2 separate regions of the Homo sapiens genome follow, and region 1 is linked to region 2. Evidence: read pairs that join two places in POLR2A ChIA-PET (ENCODE). Cell type or tissue: MCF 10A. All regions are shown on one strand.

What was found. Peaks named below come from ENCODE experiments on the same cell type or tissue, not always from the same donor. Only the 100,000 strongest peaks of a DNase experiment are listed, where the experiment ranks them.
Region 1: POLR2A ChIA-PET joins it to region 2 with 10 read pairs; 3 of 35 experiments call an interaction of 5 or more read pairs at or near these places.

What each region holds. Positions count from the first base shown.
Region 1 is chr11:6,315,718-6,323,717 of GRCh38, forward strand. It overlaps CAVIN3 (caveolae associated protein 3), which reads right to left and starts at 4,784. Exons shown (of 2, transcript NM_145040.3): 1 at 4,376-4,784; 2 at 3,229-3,847. The coding sequence starts at 4,759. The coding sequence ends at 3,446. It overlaps LOC101927825 (a long non-coding RNA gene), which reads left to right and starts at 3,424. Exons shown (of 7, transcript XR_930998.4): 1 at 3,424-3,980; 2 at 7,868-7,975. RefSeq lists enhancers at 3,460-4,197, 4,741-4,790, 5,001-5,360, 5,371-5,430, 5,461-5,550. In MCF 10A, a CTCF peak has its summit at 321; DNase peaks (open chromatin) are centred at 284, 4,194, 4,834, 5,334 and 1 weaker place.
Region 2 is chr11:6,386,717-6,394,716 of GRCh38, forward strand. It overlaps SMPD1 (sphingomyelin phosphodiesterase 1), which reads left to right and starts at 3,758. Exons shown (of 6, transcript NM_000543.5): 1 at 3,758-4,200; 2 at 4,668-5,440; 3 at 6,500-6,671; 4 at 6,901-6,977; 5 at 7,180-7,325; 6 at 7,482-8,000. The coding sequence starts at 3,883. The coding sequence ends at 7,891. It overlaps LOC124902624 (a long non-coding RNA gene), which reads right to left and starts at 3,640. Exons shown (of 2, transcript XR_007062573.1): 1 at 3,391-3,640. RefSeq lists a silencer at 3,475-3,974. In MCF 10A, no CTCF peak of the experiment used is centred here; DNase peaks (open chromatin) are centred at 3,355 and 3,615.

The sequences.
Region 1 (8,000 bases), 71 kb before region 2:
ATTTATTTTTCCTTGGGGACAGAGAACTGAGTCTGCTCATACCAGTCCCATTGAGACGGCCAAACCTTGAAAGGGGCACAGTCTGAGCACCAGGGTTGGGAGCCTGCAGGAGAAGGGTTGAATTTCCCCAGACCAAATGGAGCTACTGCAGAGCCGCCTTCCATGGAAGGACCCCTGCCCGCTACACCTCCTCTACCCTAACTGTCCCCAATATATTGCCGGTCAGGCTGACCTCCGGGTAATTAGAGGAGGCACCAACGAGGACACTGGCTCCCCGACACTGACATCGTGTGGTCATAAGGAGCAAGGGCAGCAGAGACATGCAAAGGCTGAGAGATGGTATGAGCCCCCTGGTACTGCACAGTCTCGAAAACGGGAAGATAACTAAAATTGCTAATCATCAACTTCCCAACAGCATGGCAGGCATGTGGGGGCTTAAACTCTTCTTATTGAATCCATGAAAATAAAAATGTGACACCACTCAAACTCAAGTGTCAAGGAGTAATTCATACGTGTAACTCTGGTCCCAATATTACTCCCCAGTGTCCTTATCTAAAGAACACCCCCACAAACCTTATCTGTATCCTTAGTCTGTTTTCTTTTTCTTCAGAGCTCATAACCAGAATGCCCTTGTGGTTCATGTGCTTACTTGTTTTATCTGGCTTACATGTTTACTTATTTATTACCTGTCTCTTCCTACTGGAATTTAACTCTATAGAGGTATGGATCTTCTCTTTCTTATGTGCCACTGTATCCTCAGATTTTATTTTATTTACTTTATTTGTTATTATTTTATTTTTTGAGACAGACTGTCGCCCTGTTGCCCAGGGTGGAGTGCAGTGGTGCAATCTGCAGCCTCTGCCCCCTAGACTTAAGCAATTCTGGTGCCTCAGCCTCCCAAGTAGCTGGGACTACAAGTGTGCACCACCACATCTGGCTAACTTTTTGGGTATTTTTAGTACAGACGGGGTTTCGCCACGTTGGCCAGGCTGGTCTCAAACTCCTGGAGTCAAGCGATCTGCCCGCCTCAGCCTCCCAAAGGGCTGGGATTACAGATGTGAGCCACCACGCCTGGCAGTATTCTCAGATTTTAAAATAGCACCTGGAAGACCCTAAGAGTTCAGTAAGTTATTTGTTGAATGAGTGGACAAATAAATTATATACCTGAAGCTTATGGAGCAAAAACTATACTCCGGCAATGTGCTGGGCACTTGATTTATGTCACTTAATCTTTCCAACAATCTAAGTAAGGGGCTATAATTATCTCATTTTATAGATAAGGGAACAGAGAACCCAAACTACCCACCGCTGAGCTCTACTGCCCCTTGCCATTCCTGTTTTCCATCTCACTATTTACCATTTCCAAGAACAATTCCTTATATATCTCCCACTTTTCCTCCTTCAGGTTGGGTCATGCCCCTTCCCCATTTGCTCTCAAAATAACTTACATGTAACCATCATTCATTACAATTGGTGATGGTATCTCCCTCTAAATCCCGAGCTCCCCAAGGTGTTCATGAGACCTAGCATAGGGCCTGGAACAAAGTAGGTATTAAAAACGTTGTTATATGATAGTGACTGAATGAAGGAGTAGGTGACTGTGCTCCTCATCCTTAACCACCACTCCCACTTCCAGTTTTTTGTTTTTCCTTTTTTTTTTTTTTTGAAACATGGTCTCATTCTGTCACCCAGGCTGGAGGGCGGTGGCATGATCTTGGCTTACTGCAACCCCTGCCTCCTGAGCTCAAGTGATCCTCCCACCTCAGCCCCCCAAGTAGCTGGGACTACAGGCACAAGCCACCACATCCAGCTAATTTTTGTAATTTTTGTAGAAATGGGGTTTCATCATTTTGCCAAGGCTGGATTTGAGCTCCCAAGGTCAAGTCCTCCACCCACCTTGGCCTCCCAAAGTGCTAAGATTACAGGCATGAGCCACCGTGCCCAGCCCCTTCTGTAATATTCTTGCTTTACTGCAGCAGGGAACTCTCCTCAGCCCCTCAAGAAGGTCTACCGTGTGCCAGACACAGTATTTGGTGTGGGAAATACAGAAATTAATAAAACTGTCCCTACTGCAAGAGAGTCACAATCTAGTAGATCGGAGGGGGCGTAACCACAAATCCTCACAATCAGTGCAGTTAGCACTAGAGGTGTGCAAGTGGTGCTTTGAGAGAAGGAAGAGAAATACCTGGCCCTGAAACAGGTGTGCTTTACTGAGTTTGGCAGGATAGCAGGGATGACAGTGAGAGCACAGAGCTCAGTGTGACTCAATGGTAGCACAAGGGGAAGTGGTGAGAGATGAGGCTACAAAAATAGGCAGGGACCAGATCACAAAGGGCCTTGAAAATAATTATAAAGAGCTTGGTCTTTATTCTGAAGATAATGGGGAGACACTGAAATATTTGAATCAAGAATGATGTGATGAGATTGGCAGTTCAAATACCGGTCAAGTGAAAGGCCTGAAATAAGGCAGCGGCTGTATTAGAAAAGTGGACAGATTGCAGAGGTAAAATCATTAGAATAGCTGTTTCCATGTGGGAGGGGGATGAGAGAAAGTCCTTGAGCCGACAAGGACTCCCAAGTTTCTCTGTGGATGATGGTATATTGATTTTTTTTGTCATCATTGGTAAAGAAAACACAAGAGGGGGAAATATTCTGAACCATACCTAGTAGGGCCTGCCACATAGTAGGTGTTCAATAAATAGCTGTTGAACGAAATGGAATTTAAAAGGTAGAAGATACTTGCTACTTTTGAAGCACTTTTCAACTGTGGCTCAAGACAGTGGTATGGGGTGTACGCAGCTGGTAGGGGAGGCCTAGGCATGAATGTCAACCGAAAAGTACCCTGAGTAAAAAGAGGGCCAAGAAAGGAATCCTGGAAAACTCAACTTTTAGGAGGTGCCAAGGAAAGAAAAGACTAAGAGGAAAACCATTAGTTGACACTGAGTAAGCACCTACAGCAAGGACTATACTGGATGCTAAAAAAAAAAACACACACACACACTCACACAAAAACAACAACAACAAAAACTGCAACTGTGTGTTCCCATGAGGAAAGTGTTTAAAGAGCAAGTGGTCAGAAGGATATTTCTATGTGTCACTGGAGGCTAGAACCCAGGACTCCGTGGAAACTGGAGAAATTGTACGATTCCAGGTTCCAACATTTGTCTTATTCCTTGTAACTGCCTTCCCACATCCAACCGCTTCCCCATCCCTTCTCACGGAGTCTGGTTCGGGTGAAATTACTTTTATTGATGGTGAGCGCAAGCAGGTGTGAGTGACTGCACCTCTTTCAGAGGACACAGGACTGGGCTTAAGGAAGGGAGGGCCAGAGCGCCCGCCTTGGTGGATGTAGGATTCGCTCCTTATTAGGGCGTGAGTGCTACATTCTGAAAGGATTTATTTTGGGACAAGGCACAAGCACAGGGGAGGCAGGCAACACCAGCCCTCAGGCTACACTCTCCATTTGGAGCAGAGCTTCTTCGGCAGCCCCAGGTCTCCCGGGATCTTCCTCGGTGTCCTGCGGAGGCTCTGGCTCCAGCGTGGGCTCCAGCGCAGGCTGGGCTTCCGGCTGGGCTTCAGCGCTCCGGCCAGGCCCAAGGCGAGGCGGCTTGACCGGGGTGGGCGGTGGCGCTGCAGGGCCTTTCCGGCCCGAAAGGGCCCTTCGGAGGCTCTGTACCTTCTGCAATCCGGTGCGCCGCAGCCGCTGGGCCCTGGACTCCACCGGCTCCTCGTCCGAGCTCTCTCCAACTTCGGCCTCCAGCTGCTCTGGGCCCAGCTCGGACTGGTCCGCCGGGCCCAAGGGCTCTGGTGCCTTCTGGAAAGCGCTGGCTGGGACTTCACCCTCCTCCTGCATGTGACGGACACAGCACTGATCCTGGCAGCTCCTTACCCCCAGCAGCCCGAAACTCACTCCTTAATTACACAAGGGAAACCTTTTACCTCCGCAGCCAGAGTCTGGGGGGAAAGGCAGGCGTGGGAAGGTAAGGGGAGGGAAAGCTGCGTGCGAACTGCAAAACGCTGTAAAGTAGGTGAGGCCTGGTGAGGGGCGAGAAGAGGATAGTGCCCGCAGTCACGGAATGCCCTTTCAACCACCGTTATTTTAGGGATTGGCTGGGACTCAGACCAAATTCTGCGGACGTGGCCTGAGCTAGAGCTGGGCGGGCTTGGATTGGCCAGGCGGGGCTCAGGCGTGAGAGGGAGGGATGGGGCTGGGTCTTGGGAAGTGGGTGCGGCTCTGTGAGTCTGTTCCACAGCAACAGACGGCGGGAGGGGTCAGGAATGTGGGTGTGGTAGGTGGATGGAAGCGGGGAGCCCCCAGCTGGTGGCCCACAGGCCGGCAAAGGCCTCGGATTGGGGACCGTTTGAGGTCACTGACCTTGAAGAGCAGAACGTGGAGCTTCCCGCGCGCCACCAGCAGCCCGTGGTTGGCCTCCAGCCGCTGCACCTGGGCTGCGCGGCGCACCGCGCGCTCTTGGGCGGCGTTGGCGTGCGAGCTCACGCGCTCCGCCTTGGCCAGCAGCTGCGCCAAGGTGTTGCTGGTGGTGTCGTGGCTGCGACTCAGAGCGCCCAGGCCGCTCTGGATGCGGCGCACGGACCCTGCCAGGCCTCCCTGCCTTCGAGCCAGGCCTCCCTGCCGCTCCCGCAGAGTCTCCAGCATGGAGGCCAGCTTCTCCAGCAGGGTCACCACCGTCACGGCGTGCACGGGACCCCCCGCCGGCGCCTCGGGCACAGGCCCCCGCTCCAACGCACTCTCCCTCATGATCCCTGACCGCTCTGCTCCGTCTGCCTGCAACTGCTGGCCGCACTACGGTCAGGGGCCTCCTTTCCCTGGCTCCTCCCCAGCTCCAGCTGTGACTCAGGCAGGCGGAGTTGGCCTTCTGGGGCGGCGGGAGGGCGCGAGGGCGTGGGGATGTTGGCAGCGGGGTCTCTTGAAAGCGTTTCGCCTTCCGCTGTCCCGCGCCGGGGGCCTGCTGGGAAGCCTGTTGGCCCCAAATCGGCCCCCTGCAAACCCTCTCACTCTGAGTTTGAGTTACCCTCCTCCGCTCCAATTCCCTGGTGTGCCTGTTTCAGTTCTCCACTGCAAAGGGCGAGTCACGGAAATTTTTATTTCATGCATCTTAGTGGGCGCAGAGACTGTGTTGGCACGGCAAAGAGATAACCAGAGGGGCCTCCGTCGCCGTCCACTTTCGGCCTCCCACACCAGTGAAGATTGCCCCCAGGCTGGATGCAGGCGACAGGGAGGCCCTGGAACATTCTGCTTACAGATCGCGAACTGTCAAGGCCCGAGGCCCCGCTTTGTGACTTGGACAGGCTGCTCATTGTGGGCTGGCGGGCGGGGCATCCTCTGGTGTTTTCCTAATAGTCATCTCCAGGGTTTAGCCTCAGGCTTCGTTTCCTGCTTCTTTATTTCGTCCTCTTGGGTAGCATTATCTGGTTTCTTTTCTCTAGTTTTCTGCCCTCTCTTTCTTTGGGTTTCACTGGTAAATCTCAGCCGCCCCGGCCCCAGCACCCAAGCTTGGAGGATAAGCAGGACACCTTCACCTCTTTTAAAATCCTTAAAAGCGTTAGACTAGGCACTGGTCTTTGCTTTGATAGAGGTTACTTGGGCTCCTGCCTGACTTTTTTTGCTTGTTTGTTTGTTTCTTGTGTTCTGTGGAACTGCGGAGAGTAAAGATTTGAAATTGCTGCTGCAGAGAGGGAGAGAGTGGGCATGGAGGATCCAGTTAATGATGTGGATTGTGAATTTCTAATGTCAGCAGTTCGAAACATCCCATGCCTTAGCCGGGCGCGGTGGCTCATGCTTGTAATCCCACCACTTTGGGAGGCCGAGGGGGGAGGATCACGTGAGGCAGGGAGTTCCAGACCAGCCTGGGCAACATGGCAAAACCCCGTCTCTACTAAAAATACAAAAATTAGCAGGGCGTTGTGACACACGCCTGTAATCCCAGCTACTCGGGAGGGCTGAGGCAGAAGAATCGTTTGAACCTGGGAGGCAGAGAATGCAGTAAACCAAGATTGCTCCACTGCACTACAGCCTGGAGGACAGAGCAAGACTCCATCTCAAAAAAAAAAGAAAAGAAAAAAGAAAATCCCGTGCCTTGTTTGTAGCAATACTTGGCAAACCGTCTCACAAATGCAAGTAATCCATTAATCCTGATGATCTCTCTCCCTCTTCCTCTTCTCACTGAACCTGTGAGGGCCACTTGTTGACAACTGTGGAAGAAACTTGTGTCACTCTGGAAATAGTTACATGGGCCTGAAGTGCCACAGACGTGGGCAGCTAATGCCAGAAATCTGGTGATGCTAAGCTGATGGCTGATTTCTACAAATACAAGGCCATAAGCCTGACCCCTGCTGCTTAATACAAGAGAAAATAAGCTCTCTTGGGAATCTGGTGGGAATCACCATCTCTTCCAGTGAAACTACATTTACCCAGAGAGATCCATCAGGGATGTACCAGTTAAAATGCTTTCAGACTGAGGGAACAAAAACTCAATTCAAACAGTACTTAGTAACAGGAAACTCAATTCAAACATAATTGAAAAAGAGGATTGGTAGAGTGGTGATTAAGTGTGAGTCATTCACAGCTCCAAATCTGGTTTTCTACAGTTCTCTCCACTGCTCAACTATGAGCCCCATCCCGCACCTCTCACACTCCCCCATGTCCCCCACACACCCCCTACCCATGTGTATGTGCCCACATACGCACAGGTGTCAGCTTCATTCCAGGCCTCACAACTCTGCACAAGATCTTAAAAAAAAAAGGGGACCATCTTAAAATTTAGGACATTTATTTCCCAGAAGCCTCCCAGAATTTTTACACTTGCCTTCCACTGGGTTACATGGCTTTTCCAAATCCAAATTCTATGGCTACAAAAATGACATGCATTGATGGGTTTAGGCCTATGTTCCCTAAACAATCACTGACAAGAAATCTAATAATTGGCTTTTGACAAGTTAGATCAATTCTGAAGTAGAGTAGATTCAGCTTCCCCAGGAGTATTAGGGTGGTATGGGAGGAAAAGTGGATATCTGTACAAAAATCTGGGTACTACTGGGAATGGATATTAATATTACAGGAAGCCTATGAAAGAATCACCAGCTTTGATGAGTGGGGCTAAGGAAATTCAGTGCATTTGGAAGTAAGAAGTACTTGCATAGATACTTGGATAGATTTGGATAGATTTTTTTTTTTTTTCCTGAGACCAAGTCTCGCTCTGTCACCCAGGCTGGAGTGCAAACGCGCGATCTTGGCTCACTGCAACCTCCGCCTCCCAGGTTCAAGCAATTCCCCTGCCTCAGCCTCCTGAGTAGCTGGGATTACAGGCACGCGTGACCACGCCCAGCTAATTTTTGTAATTTTAGTAGAGGCAGGATTTCACCATGTTGGTCAGGCTGGTCTTGAACTCCTGACCCCATGATCCGCCCACCTTGGCCTCCCAAAGTGCTGGGATTACAGGCGTGAGCCACCGCGCCCAGCATAGACAGATATTTTTTTAAAACCTGGTAATGAAGTGGCATTGTTGTCTGGAGTAAATACCCGAGATTGGTTGTGTCACAGCTATGGAAAACTAGGACATGGACACACAAAGAGGTTCAGAGCAGAAGTTGAATAGGCAAAAGAAAAAGAAGAGCTCTCTGCAGCAGAGAGGGGTCCCAGAGAAATGGGTTGCTGGTTCCACCGTGGAATGCAAGGGATTTTATAGATGACCTTAAGGAGGCAGTGTGTCATTTACATAGGGCACAAAAGATTGGTTGGACCAGGTGTGTCATTTGCATACAGCTCAAAAAACTGGTTAGGGCTAGGTATGCCATTTGTATAGGCACAAAAAGATGGCCACCCCCACCCTAATCTTTTATTTTGCAGATGGGTTCTCTACCTGGCCAGTGCCATGTTGCCTGTTTCTTTACTGTAACTGTGGTGACAAAGAAAAGGGAAGATGGAGCCTCCATGTTGAACATACCTGGCCCCCAGGTAGCCCTTTTCTATTGACACAGCT
Region 2 (8,000 bases):
TGGAGACCAAGGTTCTTTGAAGTCTCTTAGTGGCTGCCCTTAGAGACAACAGTCGACAAATGTTTCCTATTCAGACCTTTAAAAGGTGCTAGACTCTCAGTTAATCTCTTCAGGATTGGAGGGCCCAGAAGAAAAAGATCTGTGTTATTAGAGATTCTTTACAGATGTAAATTTTCCCCCATAAGGTACGACTTTGCAGGGCCATTTCAAAATATGGCAAAGTGGCCGGGTGCGGTGGCTTACTCCTGTAATCCCAGTACTTTGGGAGGCCAAGGCAGGCGGATCACCTGAGGTCAGAAGTTCGAGACCAGCCTGGCCAGCATGGCAAAACCCCATCTTTATTAACAATACAAAAATTAGCTGGGCATGGTGGTGGTGGGTGCCTGTAATCCCAGCTACTCGGGAGGCTGAGGCAGGAGAATCCCTTGAATCTGGGTGGGGGAGGTTGCAGTAAGCCAAGATCACCCCATTGCACTCCAGCCCGGGCAATAAGAGTGAAACTCTGTCCCGCCCCCCACCCCAAACCAAAAAACATATATATATATATATATATATATATATATATATATATATATATGGCAAAGAAACATGTTTTGGGGTAAAATATTTTGACTTTCTTCTTTATCACGTAATTTTATGCCAGAGTATGACTGAAAAGGCAGTCACAATATATAGTGTTAAATAAAACCCAACTGATAAGAATTTATGGTTTGTAGGGCATGACTCCCCAGACCCTTTCGATAGGAATTTGAGCAAGATAAGAAAAAATCAGAGCTTAGTCCTCATTAGGAACTGCCTCTTCTTCTCCTTTAAAAACCCACTTGTGACTTCTGCTAATTGGGAGCATATACTCAGGGCAACTTGAATCTTCGCTTCACAGTCTTCAAACTTGGCCCAAATAAACTCTCTACTTATATCAAGTTTGCCTTAGATTTTTCCCTTTAGGTTGACATTTCCCAGAAGTTTTAATCAGATGAAGAAAGCTCCCAGAAGGTTTATTTCTGCATCTATTGAATCTGAAATGTCTTCGGCTTAAAATAATTGTTATACCAACTCTGGTGTTCTGAATGGGTCCCCACACAGCAAAGAATAGAGCCAGAATGTTGCATTTGTGAAAGGAAAATAAAAACTCAGGACTCCAGTTGACTATGCCAAAAGGAAAAAAAATAAACTGAAAACTGAGTCATGCAAGAAGCTGCCTTTCCTTTTGTTCCTAAGCAGATAGCTACAGACAAAAGGTTAAATATTTACAAAATTAGCCGGGTGTGGTGGCACATGCCTGTAATCCCAGCTACTCAGTAGGCTGAGGCAGGAGAATCACTTGAACCCGGGAGGCAGAGGTTGTGGTGAGCCGAGATTGCGCCATTGCACTCCAGCCTGGTCAACAACAGCGAAAACTCTGTCTCAAAAAAAAAAAAACAAAAAAAACACAAAAGGTTAAATATCTCCACAGGCATATTTACTTTATCTTATGTAAAGTGCCAGACGAACACATAATTGAGTATCTCCCTACCTGCTCCTTTTCTCTTGCGACATGTGGATTACCATACCCTTCTTCTTTCCCTCCAGCTCACTTTTCCCCTTTAAATATTGAAGCCCTCAAAATCATCTTTGGAGAAAGCCACAGACCACAGACTGTTTCTGCGATTCCGTGTTTATTTCTTCCAGCCATGTCCTTAACCTTGGCAAAATAAACCTCTAAATTGATTGAGACCTGTCTCAGACATGTTTTGCTTGACACATCCAAATTCCAGTTCCAGCACTTACTAGCTAGCTGTGGGATCTTGAGCCACTTACTTAATCCTACTTTCCTTCTCCGTAAAATGGGGATAATTATAATACCGACTTCCAAATTTGTTGTGAGGATTAACGTAAGGCAGAGTCCTCAGAAAAGTACCTACAGAGGGTTATTCGGGCCAAGGGCCAAGGTTGAGGACTGCGACCCAGGACACACTTGCAAGTTGTCTTGGGGGAGCACTCTGGACAACAAAAGAGAGGCTCATATTTTCAAAGAAAAAAAGATGAATTAGGAGAGGAAATGAATACAAAAGTTGTTCATCAGGAATTCTCATTGTTTACAGAAATAACACTGGTTATACATTGTTTAGCGCTTGGCTATACATTGTTGAACTATAAGGTGTATGGCATTTAATGGCTACTTGGCATAGCAAGTGGTTTCAAGAGATAATTACTTAGCTCAAAGAAGAGTGAGAGTGACTGTTGCTACATTTTAAATGCCTGTCTGGGCCTGATAATTTAAAGGGGCTCATCTTCCTTAGATAAAAAGGTTTTGTTTTGTTTTGTTTTTCATAGTACATAATCTTAAAAATGCATGCTAATTATTACTGTGAGTACTCTATCTGAGATGATGTCCCCAGAACTGGGGGGAAAAAACACTTGTAAAAAATTATCAAAGGAAAGAACTGACAGGACTTGATAGCTCTGAGGATTCCTCAGAAGCACTCGTCAAACAGCTTAGGGTTTAATTGCTATTCTGCCACTTAACTTCTTTGTGCCTCATCCTATCTGTAAAGGAGGGTAATAATAGTATTTGCAGGGACCAAGGGAAACTTTCCCTTCGCCCTCTGAAATTCTGCTGAAAAATCAACCCACAAAAAACAGATTAATTGAAGAAAAGGCATAGAAATTGTATTAATGTGTCCACGGGGAACCACAGAGTGACTACCCACTTCCCAGACGAGTTCAGAAGCTTAGGTGTCATTCAGGCAAAGGGGGTTGTGGGAGTGAGGGGAAGAGGAATTCTGCTGAGGGAGAAGGAATGGATCAGGGAACAGATTAACTAGCACATTATCATGTGAAGGGGTCTGTTCAGGTGTGATTATATTCTTGGTTTTGTAGGGAGGGGAAGAAAAAAACCGTTGTTCCTTTTGATGGGTCTGGACGCTAGGTAACGGCTTTGGGAGAGAGGGCGCGGGAGTAGGAAGGCCAGACACACCTTAAGGCTTAACTTAGTAAGTCAAACCACCATATTTTGGGTATGGATTTCTGAGCCCCAATATAATAGGTACTTCTTAGGGTTGTTGTGAGAATTGAAGATTATTAATTATAAAGTGCCTGGGTTGGTGCTTGGCACATCATAAACAACTCCATAAATGCTCGCTTTTACTGTCGTGGATACACGGAGGTGGGAGACCCAATTGGGTTCCCGCCCATGTTATTGGCCCCCACGGCTATATGGTCTTTACGGCTTCCTAGTCTCTTCACCATCTCTAAGGTTTGTTTCCTCATCTGAATCACAGGTGAGTGATTCTCAGGGTGACTCAAGAGGGCTGGTGCCAGTGGCAGAGCATGGGGAATCGAGGGAAGGCGCCTTCCTGTCAGAGGCAACACACCCAGTGGGAGGATCCTGCCCGCCCTGCTCTCTCCTACCTCCCCTTCCCGGGCTAAACGCTGGGGTCGGTCTGGCAGCTATTCCGGGAATCTGAGCGCGGATTCTGACAAAGGAGACGTCTTCCACCGACCACATCACATGGAGCTCCAAAGCACGAGCACGGCCTCCCGCGGCTGTGACCTCAAGGCGGAGCCCCTGGTGACCTCAGGGAGAGTCCCCACCCCCGCAGCCCGTGCGCCCGGGGCAGGGCGGGGGCAGGGAGAGGGGGCGGAATCGGGGCGGTCCCGGGAGCGCCCCGCCCCCTCCGCCTCCGCAGCGTTGACAGCCGCCCGCCACCGAGAGATCAGCTGTCAGAGATCAGAGGAAGAGGAAGGGGCGGAGCTGCTTTGCGGCCGGCCGCGGAGCAGTCAGCCGACTACAGAGAAGGGTAATCGGGTGTCCCCGGCGCCGCCCGGGGCCCTGAGGGCTGGCTAGGGTCCAGGCCGGGGGGGACGGGACAGACGAACCAGCCCCGTGTAGGAAGCGCGACAATGCCCCGCTACGGAGCGTCACTCCGCCAGAGCTGCCCCAGGTCCGGCCGGGAGCAGGGACAAGACGGGACCGCCGGAGCCCCCGGACTCCTTTGGATGGGCCTGGTGCTGGCGCTGGCGCTGGCGCTGGCGCTGGCGCTGGCTCTGTCTGACTCTCGGGTTCTCTGGGCTCCGGCAGAGGCTCACCCTCTTTCTCCCCAAGGCCATCCTGCCAGGTTACATCGCATAGTGCCCCGGCTCCGAGATGTCTTTGGGTGGGGGAACCTCACCTGCCCAATCTGCAAAGGTCTATTCACCGCCATCAACCTCGGGCTGAAGGTGAGCACTGAAGGGGCTGCAGTGGAGGAGGCCGAAAGGAGTGCTGGGGCTGGGGGCTGGGGCTGATGCTGGTGCGCTGGGCTCAGAATGCATCCCTGATGGAGAGGGTGGCATCTACAATCCATCACTGAGTTTGCTCCCCTTTGGGGACACCCATGGCTACATGCCACCATCACCCCATTGTGACCTTTGTGAAGTAAGAAAATAATGCAGACAGTGCCTGAGGAAGTCAGCTTGCCAAGCAAAGGCCTCATGCCACAGGCCGCTGAGCTAAAGAAGAAGCGATGGCCTGGTGCTGCCTGAGTTACAGGGCAATATCTGGAAGGCAAAGGTGTGCACTGAGCTTGGTGCACTGAGTCCTGCCCAGCCCCAGTTTGGAAATGGAGGCCCAAGGGGTGGTGGCCAGGGGTTGGCCTGGTTCCTCTGCTCTGCCTCTGATTTCTCACCATGCGCTCCTCCCACTGCAGAAGGAACCCAATGTGGCTCGCGTGGGCTCCGTGGCCATCAAGCTGTGCAATCTGCTGAAGATAGCACCACCTGCCGTGTGCCAATCCATTGTCCACCTCTTTGAGGATGACATGGTGGAGGTGTGGAGACGCTCAGTGCTGAGCCCATCTGAGGCCTGTGGCCTGCTCCTGGGCTCCACCTGTGGGCACTGGGACATTTTCTCATCTTGGAACATCTCTTTGCCTACTGTGCCGAAGCCGCCCCCCAAACCCCCTAGCCCCCCAGCCCCAGGTGCCCCTGTCAGCCGCATCCTCTTCCTCACTGACCTGCACTGGGATCATGACTACCTGGAGGGCACGGACCCTGACTGTGCAGACCCACTGTGCTGCCGCCGGGGTTCTGGCCTGCCGCCCGCATCCCGGCCAGGTGCCGGATACTGGGGCGAATACAGCAAGTGTGACCTGCCCCTGAGGACCCTGGAGAGCCTGTTGAGTGGGCTGGGCCCAGCCGGCCCTTTTGATATGGTGTACTGGACAGGAGACATCCCCGCACATGATGTCTGGCACCAGACTCGTCAGGACCAACTGCGGGCCCTGACCACCGTCACAGCACTTGTGAGGAAGTTCCTGGGGCCAGTGCCAGTGTACCCTGCTGTGGGTAACCATGAAAGCACACCTGTCAATAGCTTCCCTCCCCCCTTCATTGAGGGCAACCACTCCTCCCGCTGGCTCTATGAAGCGATGGCCAAGGCTTGGGAGCCCTGGCTGCCTGCCGAAGCCCTGCGCACCCTCAGGTACTTATCGTCCGTGGAAACCCAGGAAGGGAAAAGAAAGGTGAATGAAAGTGAAGGGAGAAGGGAACCTGGGGCATTGTCTCTGATTGCTCTAGCATGAGTCCTTAGTGCTCTTCATTTGGCTCCCCTAATCTGACTCCTCCTTCCCTTTCTACTGTTTTGCCGCACCAGGCTTTTTTTTTTTTTTTTTTTTTAGTTTAGTTTTTGTAGAGACAAGATCTTGCTATGTTGCCCAGGCTGGTCTCAAACACCTAACCTCAAGCAATCCTCCCGCCTCGGCCTCCCAAAATGCTGGGACCACAGGCATCAGCTACTGCTCCTGGCCCTCCCTTTTTTTTTTTTTTTTTTTTTTTTTTTTTGAGATGGAATCTTGCTCTGTTGCCCAGGCTGGAGTGCAGTGGCACCATCTCAGCTCACTACAGCCTCCACCTCCTGGGTTCAAGCAATTCTGCCTCAGCCTCCCAAGTACCTGGGACTACAGGTGCACGCCACCACACCCAGCTAATTTTTGTATTTTTAGTAGAGATGGGGTTTCACCATGTTGGCCAAGATGGTCTTGATCTCCTGACCTCATGATCTGCCCACCTCGGCCTCCCAAAGTGCTGGGATTACAGGCATGAACCACTGCACCCAGCTTTCCAGCCCTCCCTTTCTACTCTTATCTCCAGCCACCCTCCTTCAAAGGTCTGGCAGCATAACCTCTCTATGCCCCAGCTGTGTCTTTGCTCATGTTGGCCCTCTGGAAATGATTTCCCCCTTTTTTTTAAGTGCTCCAGTTTTTCCCACCTTATCCATCCCATGTCATCTTCCCTCTGTGTGGTCCTTGCTTCCCATTCTAGCTAACTCTTATCCCTCCCCCATACTCCTGGAGCCCTCTGCCCTCAGAGTCTTTTGTGTCACACAGACCCAATAATTAGAACTGTTTGGTCTCTGGCTAGACTGTGAGCTCCTTGCAGGTGGGGAAGATGTCATGTATGCTTTTACCCTCCACCCAAATGCCCAGCACAGGAGGACCAGGATTGGAACAAGTGTTGACCTCTCATGTTTACTTTGTTTCAGAATTGGGGGGTTCTATGCTCTTTCCCCATACCCCGGTCTCCGCCTCATCTCTCTCAATATGAATTTTTGTTCCCGTGAGAACTTCTGGCTCTTGATCAACTCCACGGATCCCGCAGGACAGCTCCAGTGGCTGGTGGGGGAGCTTCAGGCTGCTGAGGATCGAGGAGACAAAGTGAGGGCCAGTAGTGGGAACACGGTGGTGCTGGGGGACAAGCAGGCTCCTGTTGAGCTGGAGCACCTCTGGGCACAGAAGTTTTATTTTCCTGGCATTCCCAACAAGTGTTCCCTGGGGATTCAGCTCATGGTCACTGTTGAAAGCCTTCATTCAGTCCCCCTTTCTCTAGCCAGGGCTGCCTGGACCCCTGGATGCCCTGATTACCATCCTTAATTCTCCCTACTAGGTGCATATAATTGGCCACATTCCCCCAGGGCACTGTCTGAAGAGCTGGAGCTGGAATTATTACCGAATTGTAGCCAGGTAGGACGGAGATGAGGGTGGGAATAGGGACAGGGTGAGTGTCTGAAGGCTGAAAATTCCCTTGAGCATCTCACCATCCCTGTTGTCCCATGGAGTGGGGAGGCTCCTCACTAGAACAGGTTGGAGAAAGAGGGCATCCTATCTCCCCAGATGTCTTCCTACCCCTCCCTAGAATCTTCTGAATGTAGTACCTTCTGGCCAGGTATGAGAACACCCTGGCTGCTCAGTTCTTTGGCCACACTCATGTGGATGAATTTGAGGTCTTCTATGATGAAGAGACTCTGAGCCGGCCGCTGGCTGTAGCCTTCCTGGCACCCAGTGCAACTACCTACATCGGCCTTAATCCTGGTGAGTGAGGCAGAAGGGAGCCTCCCTTATCCTGGAGTTGGTGGGATAGGGGAAGGAGGTTGGAGCCAGAGCCTGCAAAGCATGGGCAGGATGTGTGGCCCCTCCCTGGAGTTACCCTTGCTCCTTGCCCCTCCAGTCAGCCCCACATCCTTGCAGGTTACCGTGTGTACCAAATAGATGGAAACTACTCCGGGAGCTCTCACGTGGTCCTGGACCATGAGACCTACATCCTGAATCTGACCCAGGCAAACATACCGGGAGCCATACCGCACTGGCAGCTTCTCTACAGGGCTCGAGAAACCTATGGGCTGCCCAACACACTGCCTACCGCCTGGCACAACCTGGTATATCGCATGCGGGGCGACATGCAACTTTTCCAGACCTTCTGGTTTCTCTACCATAAGGGCCACCCACCCTCGGAGCCCTGTGGCACGCCCTGCCGTCTGGCTACTCTTTGTGCCCAGCTCTCTGCCCGTGCTGACAGCCCTGCTCTGTGCCGCCACCTGATGCCAGATGGGAGCCTCCCAGAGGCCCAGAGCCTGTGGCCAAGGCCACTGTTTTGCTAGGGCCCCAGGGCCCACATTTGGGAAAGTTCTTGATGTAGGAAAGGGTGAAAAAGCCCAAATGCTGCTGTGGTTCAACCAGGCAAGATCATCCGGTGAAAGAACCAGTCCC